3 separate regions of the Homo sapiens genome follow, and regions 1 and 3 are each linked to region 2. Evidence: chromatin contacts called from ENCODE Hi-C or POLR2A ChIA-PET data. All regions are on one chromosome and are shown on one strand. Each heading gives the region's core, a stretch centred on a gene start or an enhancer-like site at or near the end of the contact. The rest is flanking DNA. Distances are from core to core; before and after follow the strand shown.

Evidence for each region. A loop is a pair of places that touch in the nucleus more often than their neighbours do. ChIA-PET counts read pairs that join two places held with the same protein, here RNA polymerase II (POLR2A). Pooled maps may share reads with other maps.
Region 1: a loop to region 2 is called in a pooled map, with 4 times the contacts of the local background. The contact joins two enhancer-like sites. A Hi-C loop is called at or near these places in 1 of 168 maps with a recorded cell type or tissue (B cell) and 1 of 50 pooled maps. POLR2A ChIA-PET finds 5 or more read pairs at or near these places in 1 of 52 experiments (B cell).
Region 3: a pooled map shows a loop between it and region 2 (4-fold over the local background). The contact joins the promoter of FBXL3 here to the enhancer-like site in region 2. A Hi-C loop is called at or near these places in 1 of 168 maps with a recorded cell type or tissue (CD4-positive, alpha-beta T cell) and 4 of 50 pooled maps. POLR2A ChIA-PET finds 5 or more read pairs at or near these places in 2 of 52 experiments (T-cell and activated B cell).

What each region holds. Positions count from the first base shown.
Region 1 is chr13:77,182,017-77,186,028 of GRCh38, forward strand. It overlaps MYCBP2 (MYC binding protein 2), which reads right to left. Exons shown (of 83, transcript NM_015057.5): 31 at 3,855-4,012; 32 at 3,087-3,361. Among named protein-coding and RNA genes, the nearest start is that of MYCBP2-AS2, 100 kb to the left of the region's middle. RefSeq lists an enhancer at 2,770-2,819. Within about 2 kb of position 2,520, at least 4 of the 41 ENCODE cell types and tissues checked have a DNase peak (open chromatin) inside an H3K27ac peak, as active enhancers do; they include B cell, where a contact is called at or near this core.
Region 2 is chr13:79,383,447-79,387,353 of GRCh38, forward strand. All of the region lies in intron 1 of RBM26 (RNA binding motif protein 26), which reads right to left. Among named protein-coding and RNA genes, the nearest start is that of RBM26, 21 kb to the right of the region's middle. Within about 2 kb of position 2,420, at least 4 of the 41 ENCODE cell types and tissues checked have a DNase peak (open chromatin) inside an H3K27ac peak, as active enhancers do; they include B cell, where a contact is called at or near this core.
Region 3 is chr13:77,025,168-77,028,630 of GRCh38, forward strand. FBXL3 (F-box and leucine rich repeat protein 3) reads right to left here and starts at 1,992. Exons shown (of 5, transcript NM_012158.4): 1 at 1,660-1,992. RefSeq lists silencers at 1,533-1,592, 1,613-1,892, 2,063-2,112.

The DNA.
Region 1 (4,012 bases), core at 1,270-3,769, 2.2 Mb before region 2:
TTATACCAAAATTTTCTGTCACTCTGTCATTTAAATTGTCTTGTTATAGAATAATACTACATCTATATATTTAAAAAATTGTTTAAGTTTCTATTCAATGAAGATGAAAAATTAAGTCTGGTCAAGAAAAATCAGGCTCCTGTCCTCTAGTAAATGAGCATTTTTATATTTTCATATCCTCACAATCACAGTACTCTCTAGCACTGTTTCAAAGGGAGATGCCAAAAAGGCCCCAATTAGAATGTATCTAAGGTATTTTCAATAAGGACTGAGACTATTTTTCTCAAATAATAAATGATGCAAATTATAAATCTGTGCTATTACAAGCACATTTCACTAAGGTCACAAAATTATATTATCACATTCCATAATTTACCAAGAAAAATTAGTAGCATACTTACAAAATTTCATAAAAAAGCATTAAAGCCAACACATGATATCCTAATTCACAAAATTGTGTACACATTACCTAGTCCTTCAAACATCTGTGTTACAAAGTTAAGCATAAAAGCAGAGTAACATTCCATATGTTAAACCAACATTTGCTAAATCTAGCCTGTTCTGTAGCAAAGAAGAAAAGAACCATATCAGACTGGGAAGGTTCAGAGTGAGAGAGTAATTAAGTTGTGCACTAGTCCAGGCAATAATCTTGCCCCTGGAAATTGAGTGGTAAAACATACTACTCTGCTACATGGATGCAAAGTTGCCTGGGATGCATTAGTGATGACAATGATTTTTTTCACGAAGGAGGGCGGGGAGGCCTAGGACTTCCAGTGCACTGCTGAATATAAGTGGTGAGTGTAGATACCACGTGTCTTGTTTCCAAACTTAGGGGCATATTCAGATTTCACCAGTAAGTGGGATGTTGTTAGTGAAGATTTTTTTGTAAATATCTTTTTATCAGATTTAGGAGTTTCCTTATATCCTACTTTCCTGAGAGGTTTTCATCATTGAGTAACTGCTAGTTTCATCAACCACTGTTCCTGTAGCTATATGGAGGAAATCATCAATTTGCCTTCTTTTTTCAGTTAACATGGTAAATTACATCGATTTTCAATTATTTAACTAAGTATTTCTAAGATAAATCCCACTTGGTTATGATATATTGTTTACATGTTCAATTTGGTTTGATAATATTTTTAAGAGCATCTATGTTTCTGAGTGATATTCATCTGTAATTTTTCCTTGTAGTATCTTAGTTAGGTTTTGGTATAGGATAAAGCTAAACTCATAAAATTAGTTGGGAAGTGTTGCCTCCTGTATTTTCCAAAAGACTTTGTAAAAGGTTGACATTATTTCTTTCTTAAATGTTTAACAGAATTCATAAATGACAATATTTGGACTTGAAATTTTCTTTGTGGGAAAGTTTTTGATAATTTTTAAATGGATATGAGGCAATTCAGATTTTTCTATTTCTTAATGTGTTAGTTTTGATAAAATTATATTTTTCAAGGAATTTGTCAACTTCCTCTAAGGCTGAAAAATTCACCAGTATAAAGTTGTTTATAGTGATAGTCCCTATTTCTTTTTTTTTTTTTTTTTTTTTTTTTTTTTGAGATGGAGTATCATTCTGTCACCAGGCTGGAGTGCAGTGGCACAATCTTGCCTCAATGCAACCTTCACCTCCCGCCTTCAAGCAATTCTCGTGCCTCAGCCTCCCGAGTAGCTGAGATTACAGCTGTGCACCACCATGCCTGGCTAATTTTTGTATTTTTGGTAGAGACTGAGTTTTGCCATGTTAGGCTGGTCTCGAACTCCTGACCTCAAGTGATCCACCCACCTCAGCCTCCCAAAGTGCTGGGATTACAGGCATGAGCCACCGTGCCCGGTGAACCCCTATTTCACTTTTGATTATGGTATTTCATGTTTTTTCTTTCTCTCTTCTCTCCCAGTCAGGTTTGCTAGGAGTTTACCAACTTTTTTTCTTCAAAAAACCAACTTTTAGCTGTGTTAATTTTCTCTACTTTCTATTTCATTGATTTCTGCTCTTATCTTTATTATTTCCTTCCTTCCTTCTAACTTTGGGTTAGATTTGCTTTTCCTTCTAGATTCTTAACATAGCAGCTTAGGTCACTGATTTTAAACCTTTCTTCTTCATATAAGCATTTAAGGGTATAAAGAGCTCTTTTAAGCAATGCTTTAGCTAAATCCCACAAATTCTGATATTATGTTTTTATCTTTCTATGTGAAACATTTTAAAATTTCCTTTATAACTTCTTCTTTGATCAACTGCTTACTTAGAAGTGCTGTCATTTTCCAAATGTTTGGTGCTTTTTCTGGATATCCTTTGCTATTGATTTTTACTGTAATTCTACTGTGGTCTGAAAATATATTCTTTCACATTTTAATCTTTTGAAATTTATTAAGACATTTTATGGTCTAGCATATGATCTACCTTAGTGAATGGTCCCAAATATTTCTTTTAAAAATCATGTGTACTTGAAAAGAATATGTATTTTGCAGTTTCATATCCTGTTTTGTAAATGTCAGATCAAGATGGTTGACAGTACTGTTCAAATCTGCATCGCTGATGTTTTTGGCCTAGTTCCTCTATTAATTACTGAAAGAGGAGTGTTAAAGTCCCCAGCTGTCAATGTGAATCTATTTCTCCCTGTAGTTCTGTCAGTGTTTTGCCTCAGGTGTTGTGAAACTCTGTGACTTGGTGCATAAAGGTTTACAAAGGTTGTGGCTTCCTCATGAATGAATGAACAATGCTAGTATGACTGTTCTCTCAGCTCTCTCTCCTTCCTGTTCTCACAGATGAGGGTGGCGGGGGCCTCCTGGTGCTATCCCTGCTCTCCCCTGGTCACTATGGTTCTTTTCCTCTCTCCCTCTCTCAGAATCACTCACTCCAATTCAAAAACCAATCAGCAACTGCACAATGTGCCTACCAATTTTGTAACTAAAAGATGATGAAGCAGATTTAAAAAATTTTAAACTTTGCTTATATAAGTCATGTACACCGAATGATTTCCTAATTTATCTTTTATACAAGTTAAGAAGATATGGCAACTGCAATTTATTTTCTTGAAGAGTATTAAGCAATATATCAGATTTTCAACTAACATTTTACAAACTTAAATTACCTGATCCAAACAATTCAGCAGATCACAAAGGCAAGCCCACTGTAAGGCAGGAGTTGGGTAGAAAGAATGAAAGCAGGCAGTGAAAGTATTATGACATTCCTGAAGGACAGCTTCTAGAAGACTCAAGGGTTGACTGAGATATCCTTGAGGATCATTATCCAATTTCACCATGCAGTGATCAACTCCTTCTGATAAAATTTTTCTTAACAAAGTTCTGGTTTTTCCAATACACTCTGCTAATTTGCTAGTTTCTTCTACAACTGCTTTTCCTGTAGCTTTGAGGGGGAAAAAGCAGATTGGTAATTAAGCAAAATATTAAATATGCATGAAAACAATCAATATAATTCAGTAATTCCCTATACAGCTAAGTATCACAAGTACTAATATCTTAGAAATGAAACAACTTAGAGATTAAGTGTAGTCCCAATTTTTAATCTAAATGGAAGGGGGAATAAAAACCTAGTTTCAGCATTTAAGTCCAAATTGCTTGTTCAAAATATTTCTATTTGACAGAATTTGTTTAAAATTAAACTTTATTAGATTATTTAACTTTGGCCCACTATTACTTTTTGTATCAGAATGACATGTAATCTATTTTACTCTTTATAAGCAAATACATAAGCATCATAGCAAGCTGACTTTCTCCCCTCATTTTAGAAGCAGCTTAAATGCAGCTGGGGGGCATAAACTCTCAGTTATCTCAAAGTAAATCTTCTCAATGTCTCTAATATTTTCTCCCTATAGTCATTTAAAAAAAATGCATCATACCTGACACTGGGTAAATTTCACAGGTATAGACACGCAATAACCTCAGACAACAGGTACCCACAAAGCGCAGTCTCTCTAAATCTAGGAGTGTAGCTGTGAACTGGAATCCTTTTAATCCTCTAAGTTCTTCAACTCCTAAGACTAAGGTGGTCCAGCTC
Region 2 (3,907 bases), core at 1,170-3,669:
ATGTCTCACTAGATCAATGGCTCATTTCTGTCAGGGAATCTTTCATCTTCATATAAAGTTTGATGAATAAAATAAGAAAATAAGTATGTTGGGTTTAGTGATTATCGTCCAAATATCGCATTCATTATTCAAGAAAATTTTAAAAGCACCTACTCTGTCACTGTTCTAGATCCTGAAAATACAACTTTTAGAAACATCACTGTTGCCACGGAATTTACATTGGGGGGTGGGGGGAACCAATATGCATATTACACAAACATACGTTTATAGTATGTATTGTCATGTAGACACGTGCTCTGAGGAAAAATCCAGGTTGAAAAGATAAAGTGTAAAGGAGGAGAAAGGAAGAAAGGTAAGGAGAAAGAAAACAGAAAAGATAAAACAAGTATTATTTAAGATCATCAAGGAAGGACTCTGTTGAAGGGACATTTAAACAGGGATCTGAATTTAGATAGGAATGGAAATGGAATGCAAATATGCTTTATGGCTATCCGGAAAAGAAAAAATTTTAAAAAGCCCAGGCCAAGGGAACCCATCAGAAAGAGCCTAAGGCCTACTTGACCTTCTTGACACATATGAGGGACAGGAGTCCAGTGAAATGGAGCAAAGTGAGCATTCACGAACACTGGGGTTTCCAATTTTAATTCTCCAAGGATTTCAAATTAACTGCTTCAGTGAGCTTTGGCAAATTAAATTTCCAAATCACTATGAAGTCATTCACATCAATGATTTTAAAGGCATAAAAATAAAACTTTGTCAATTCCTGAATATACTGTGTTAAGGATACAGCTAATAAAGTTTTTTTTTTTTTTTTCTTTTCATTTCATTTTTTTAGAGACAAAGTCTTGCTGTTACCCAGGCTGGAGGGCGGTGGTGCAATCATGGTTCATTGAAACCTTGAACTCCTGCCAAGAGATCCTCCCACCGCTGCCTCCCCAGTAGCTAGGACTACAGGTGCACACAACTACACCTGGCTAATTTTTGTTTGGGTGTACAAATAGGGTCTTGCTCTGTTGACCAGGCTGGTTTCGAACTCCTGGCCTCAAGTGATCCTTCTTCCTCGGCCTCCCAAAGTGTTGGGATTTACAGGTGAGAGCAATAGTGCCCAGCTGGCATCTTTGTTTTTAAAAACAGTTCAGTTGGAGACTTCCAGCTTCATGCATACCCTTTAAAAGCATAGAAGTGACCATCTAAGAAGGTCATTCTCTTCCAACTATATCTGGGGTGGAGAGGGAAGTACACACACTAAAGTTACAGAAGCCAAATTAATACAGAAAATCAAATGTTATAATAAAATATCTTTAAAAACTAAATATTCTTAACAAGAAACAAATCACCTCTGGAAATAAAGGTTGTACTAATCCCCCAACACACCCATAGTGTGTTTTAGTTTTTCAGATTTTCAAAACAGTAATGAGACCGTAAAGAAAGCTATAATACTCCAATACAATATTTCAAAAAGTTTGTTTTGCACGAGTTTCTTGGAGACTTTAGAAATTCAGTAGAATATAACTCACGGAATTTAACCCAAGCTTCCATGTTCAGTAATCTTGAAAAGAAGCTGGAGGTGGTAGTGGGAATTAAAAATTAAATTTAAATATGTTAACTGAGTAACTTTAGAACACGGATATGCACCCACGTCTGTTCTTTCCAAATTTTCATTTTATATTCAGGAAAAATATCTAATTTGCATCAAAGTCATGATTTTATATTCTGTACTTAGAATTACTCTTTTAAAAATCCAAATTTCATTGCAGCAAGCATAATACATACATTGAAAATTTTAATTGTAGTTTATTACATGCTTCACTTAATTCAAACAAGAAAGCAAAAATAGATTACTTATATACAGTAATTAGTTACAGCAAAGACTACTCATTAAGAGTTATTATACACCCAGTTCATTCTACAAAATAAAATCAAAATATAAGCATATCTAAATATGATCCATCCTTGAGCATCACACAATCTATTAATACTTCTTCATCACTGCAAAATGTATCACAATACATGTAATTATAACACTGAAAACTATTGGCCAGTTCTTTTATTCCCCCACATCATTCCAAGAAATAGCATGATTCCATCTTACTTTTAGAACAGTGGTTCTCAAACTTTTTGGTATCAGGAGCCCTCTATGCTTTAAAAATAGGAACCACTCCAAACAGCTTTTTATTTAAAAGAGTTATATCAATATTTATCAAGAATTAAAATTGAGAAAAAATTTAGTTTAGTTTGATATAATAAATCCATTAAAACTAGCATAAAAACTCTCTATATTTGTTTGAGTAATCAGAAGAAGAATTTATGTGCAAACAAACAGGAAGCCCATATGTGGGGCTGGCTTTTTTTCTGAATCCAGGAGTTCAAATCATATCACCAGGACTCTCTATTCTGCATTTTTCACTTTCAGAAATGCTCTCTATGTGTGGCAAAAATGATGGCCCCCAAGCAGTTCCCAGCTTACATTATTCTAACAGCTAGTGAAACCAGAAAAAGGAGGCTACTCTTCTCTCCCCCAGCATCCGTACTGGCCTCTGAAAATGACTCATCTTCCCCATTTAGGTCATATCCCCACTGCAGGTCAGGGATAGGCAGAGCTCTATGATAAATAGCCTCACCTGAAATTAAATACCATATTTTTAAAATTAAAAAAAAAAACACAAAAACTATTTTTCCAAAATAAAATACAAATTTTCTGAGAAGAGTGACCAAGTTTTACACTTTTTGCAAATACCTTTGTTTGGCTTAATAGAAGACAGGCCGATTCTTACATCTGTTTTTACATTCAGTCTGTTATGACATGTTATACTGGTTGAAGTACATGAAGAAAACCTGACCTGACACAGATACATAGTTGGAAAAACAAGGACCTCATAGACACCATGAAAGGCTCTCAGGAAATTCCAGGAATCCTGATATCACACTTGAGAACCATAGCTTTAGAAGTTACATAACTTCTAAATTAAATAAAAAAAAAAAAAGAAGTGCCCATTAAGTGTCAAAGACCCAATAGTCAGATAACAAAACCAAAGTAAAAGTTTGTACTGTTCAGTGCAAACAGCAGCAGCCCAAATGACAAATTAAGCCCAGATAGTTGTGGTTATAATTATGGTTATACATCAAGCCACAGAACTCTCTCTTTAAAAAAAAAAAAAAAAAAAAGGTGTATCTGCAATATGGTAACCCATGACTAACCTTCATATTTAGGGTTTTTTTTTTTTTAATTCCTATTCATAGTTGAGGAAGAATTGAGTTATCTGAGAAAAGACTGGTTCTAGAGGCCACCCCCACTCCATTACTCACATTCTGTCTAGTTAACAACAGATCTCAGGTAACCCATCCCTCTGGTTACTAAAATGAGAGAGCAGAGGCTAGTGAACATTTTCTTTTAAAACCAAAAAGGCAAAATTATCCAAAAGAAATAGCACTAAAACTAGAAATACAAAAAACCTAGTTCTATCATCCTGTTGGATAAATTTGGCTGAGTCGATTAAGCCTTTAACCTTTTTCTCATATTTCTTTAAAAGGTCTGGCTAATGCTGTGTGGTTATATATGTTAGAGATTCACTTCTAAGTCTTTCTCTAACATTGCTACCAAAATTTTCTGATACGGTTACCACAGTCATGCCAAAATTTATCTTTAAAAATGAGAAATTATTATGGACACTTTTCCGGTCATGAATCTTAAGACTAAGCAAACTAAGCTTCAGTTTTTTCATCTAACAGCTGACTTGCCAAACTAGAAATAATTACAAATAAATATAATTACAAATAAGACACACTTTATTAACCTGCCAAGCACCCTAACAATCGTTAAGGGATTACTAAATAATGAACTATGATAAAAAAAAATGCCTATAATCACCCCTAAAAATATACTTTAGTTAAATTCTGGTTGCTATAT
Region 3 (3,463 bases), core at 742-3,241, 2.4 Mb before region 2:
GTGTGGAGAACCAAGCTGTACTATAAAACGTCAATGAGACATTCTAGACTCTAGAAATCTAGAGCACCAAAACTAGGCCTCTTCAGGGCTCTGGCAGTTTAATTTCCTGCAAAGCTTCTAGGCCCCAAATAATGCAACTTAGGCCACCACAGCTTTTGGTGAGGGACTGATATGACTACAAACTGCTAAATAGCAAACTACTGAGGAAAGACCACAGACTAGCTGAGCAGCACAAGGAGTTAGTGAACTAACTCTATGTTCCATAAACTTTCCAGGTGGGCGCGGTGGGCCACGCCTGTAATCCCAGCACTTTGGGAGGACAAGGCGGGCGGATCGCTTGAGCTCAGTAGTTTGAGACCAGCCTGGGCAACACGATGAAACCTGTCTCTACAAAAATTAGCTGGGCATGGTGGCCCATGCCTGTAGTCTCAGCTACTAGGGAGCCTGGGGTGGGAGGATCGCTAGAGCCGAGATCGCGCCACTGCACTCCAGCCTGGGTGACAAAGTGAGTCCTTGTCTCAAAAAAAAAAAAAAAAAAAAAAAAACTTTGAAAGAAGCAACTTCATTAGGTGAAGACCGGAAGTGAACAGCTAGCCGTGTGCATCGTTGTATTAGGCACTTTTACACTGGGCATGCAATAATTTTAAATGCTCATTTGTAGTTAACTCTAAAAAGCCTATTTTGGCATCACAGTTCCTTTCTGTTCTGCTTTTACTAATATCAAACTAATATGCATTCTTTGGCTGAACTACAAGAATAAAACACTATAAAGAGGTTAACTCACAACTAAATGCTTAGAGAGCGCACAGTGGCGAAAATCTGTCTACAGGTCATATAGATAGATAGATAACTGATAGTTGATGGTATTTTTATAAATATTTCAGAGATAACAGAAACTAAGTTACTTTTTTTTCAAGTTAGAAAAGGAGGATTCTAATTAAAAAATCTGGGTCACTCAACTGGATATCATTAGCAACGACAAAATAAAAATGATCTCTCTCACCTCTCAGCTTGGAGATACAGACCATTTACTGGGCTGCTTCCTGACCCCTGTCTGCAACCCCACCTAAAGGACTGCCCACGCCAAAGGCAGACGCGAATCCGCTCAACACAAGTTGACCAAGTTTTTCGCCTGGCTAAGCGGCAGGGGCGTCCCCTCCTCCCTGCGCCACCTCCCCACCGACTGGCTTCCCCTGACATTTCTCATGCGCCCCACCCTGGGCAGTTTGCTTTGACATTTCAGTGCCTCATTGCTCAAGCTACCAGCACGGGCGTAGCCGACGCCGGGAGAGCCCACAGAGTGCGAGCTCCATGGTGCCTGTCACCAGCCCCCGCCAAGGGTCATAAAGCCTGGCAGGAGCCGCGGCGAACCCGGGAGCGGCGGCGTCGCGGGCAGGCTGCAGGCGGCCGCCGCACACGCACCACGCCTTGTTGACATGTTTGGAAGCAGGCACGGCGGGGAAACGCCCCCAAGCAAGCTCCAAGGTCTGGGTGCCGCGCCCCGCGCCCCGCCCGGCACTCCTGAGGAGCGGCCCGCGCGCGCCCCGGCCCCCGCGCCCCCCCCCACCCCACCCCACCCCGGCCCGCCCACAGACGGTCCGCGGTCCCTCCCCGGCTCCGCCGTCGCAGCGGGGCTCGGCCCTGCCCCTCCGCCGTTACCTGCTGCCGGGGGCGGCTTCCCCCACACACCACCCCGTGCTCCGGGGACGGCGGCGGCTGCAGGTCCCGCGGCTCTCACATGAGGCGCCCCTGGCCCCCCGCTTCGCGCTCCCGCAGCCGCGGCCCCCCGCGCTCCGCCCGCATCCGAGGCGCTGGTCCCGCGGAGGGCGCCAACGCGGCTCCACCTTTGCGGCTCTGGCTGCCCAGAAAGAAGCTTTCCTTCTCAGTCCCGCGCTGTCTGTGTTCAGGGATCCCCGGCGCCGCGAGAGACTACCTCAGCGAGCGGCTGCCACCGCGTAAGCTTCCTGCACCTGGGCCACAAACAGCGAGTCTAAAATGGCGCCCAGGGCTCGCGGCCGCGCGCTTCCCTGGCGCGTCCCCGCCCAAGGGGGCGGGAAGGGGGCGGGGGGGGGGCGGAGCCCGGCGGGAGTAGGGCCGCGCCCAAGCGGGAGCGCGCGCTGCGGCCGCCCCAGTCTCCTTGCTGTGGGACGAGCCTCTGCCTTCCTGCCAGAGATGTGACTCCCGCTTGAAGGGGATTTTTTTTGTTGTTTTGAGATGGAATGTGGGAGGGCTGAAGCTAGCTATATGTGGAAGAGACTATCTGTGGCTGAAACTGGAAGGTTTAGGGAGGTGGAGCAGAAAAAAGAAAGGAAGGAGTCTCGCCGGAGCCTGCTGGGGACCGCGGCCCGCGGGTGGCCGCCCCGGATGCCTGAAACCGAGGAGTTAAATACAGTCTCCGAAGACCCGCGCATCGATGTGCATAAGTGGTGCTTAAAAGATGCCAAGGAAATGTACCAGAATAGTGAGAGTATTAACGCTGGGATTGCACATGGTTTTTGTTTTTCAAATATTTGTATTTCCCAATATTTCTAAAGTGGCTTTTATCATTAGAGTTATTACATTTTAAAAACGACATTTGCTTTATGAAATAGAGTCCTGAAATTTGTAAATAGCTTTTGAAACGCAATGGGGAAAGTAAAGGATTACAAAGCTGCTGAAAAGAAAACCTCTGGTGAATCCTTTTGTAAATCAAGGCATCTTTGTAACTGCTACCTAGTTGACTTGTTTTAAAGTTTGGATTTTTTGATACTGCGTTTTCTTACAGTTAGAAACATTCTTAGGTGCAATATCATTAAGTTGAATCATGCGCCATTCCTCTCTACACCTCCAAAAAAAAAGAGAGAAAGTAGTTTTCCATTCAAAGATGTCTTAGAACACTCAGACCCATGTATAAGACACTGAAAAGCAGTGGTGCCCAGGGAGCTCTCCGTTCTTCCCGTTTTCTCAAGAAATTGAGCTAGGAAGCCATGTATAAAGTTACGTCGAAGTTCAGTGTGAGGCCAGGAGTGGTACAGGCTTATGTCTGTAATCCCAACATTTTGGGAAGCCAAGGCAGAAGGGTTGCTTGTGGTCAAGAATTGGAGACCAGCCTGCGCAATATGTCCAGACTCTTGTCTCTACAAAAAAATAGAAGAGTAATAATTTTAAAAAATCAGACGAGCTTGGTGTAATCCCGGCTACTACTCAGGAGGCTGAATCGAGAGGATGGCTGGAGCCCAGGAGTAGGAGGTTACAGTGACCTATGATGTCACCACTGCACTTCAGTCTGGGTGAGAGAGTGAGACTGTTTCTATAATAAAATGAATTCAATGTGGGGAAATGCCAGTGTTGTTTGTTCGGTGTTTTTTAAGGGCCTGTCAGCTGTCAGATCACTGAATCAAACTGTACAAAGCCTCTAGTAGCATAAGAGTGTGGATTTGCCTGAGCTGCAACATTTGTTTAGGTCCCTCAGTGACTGGATGAT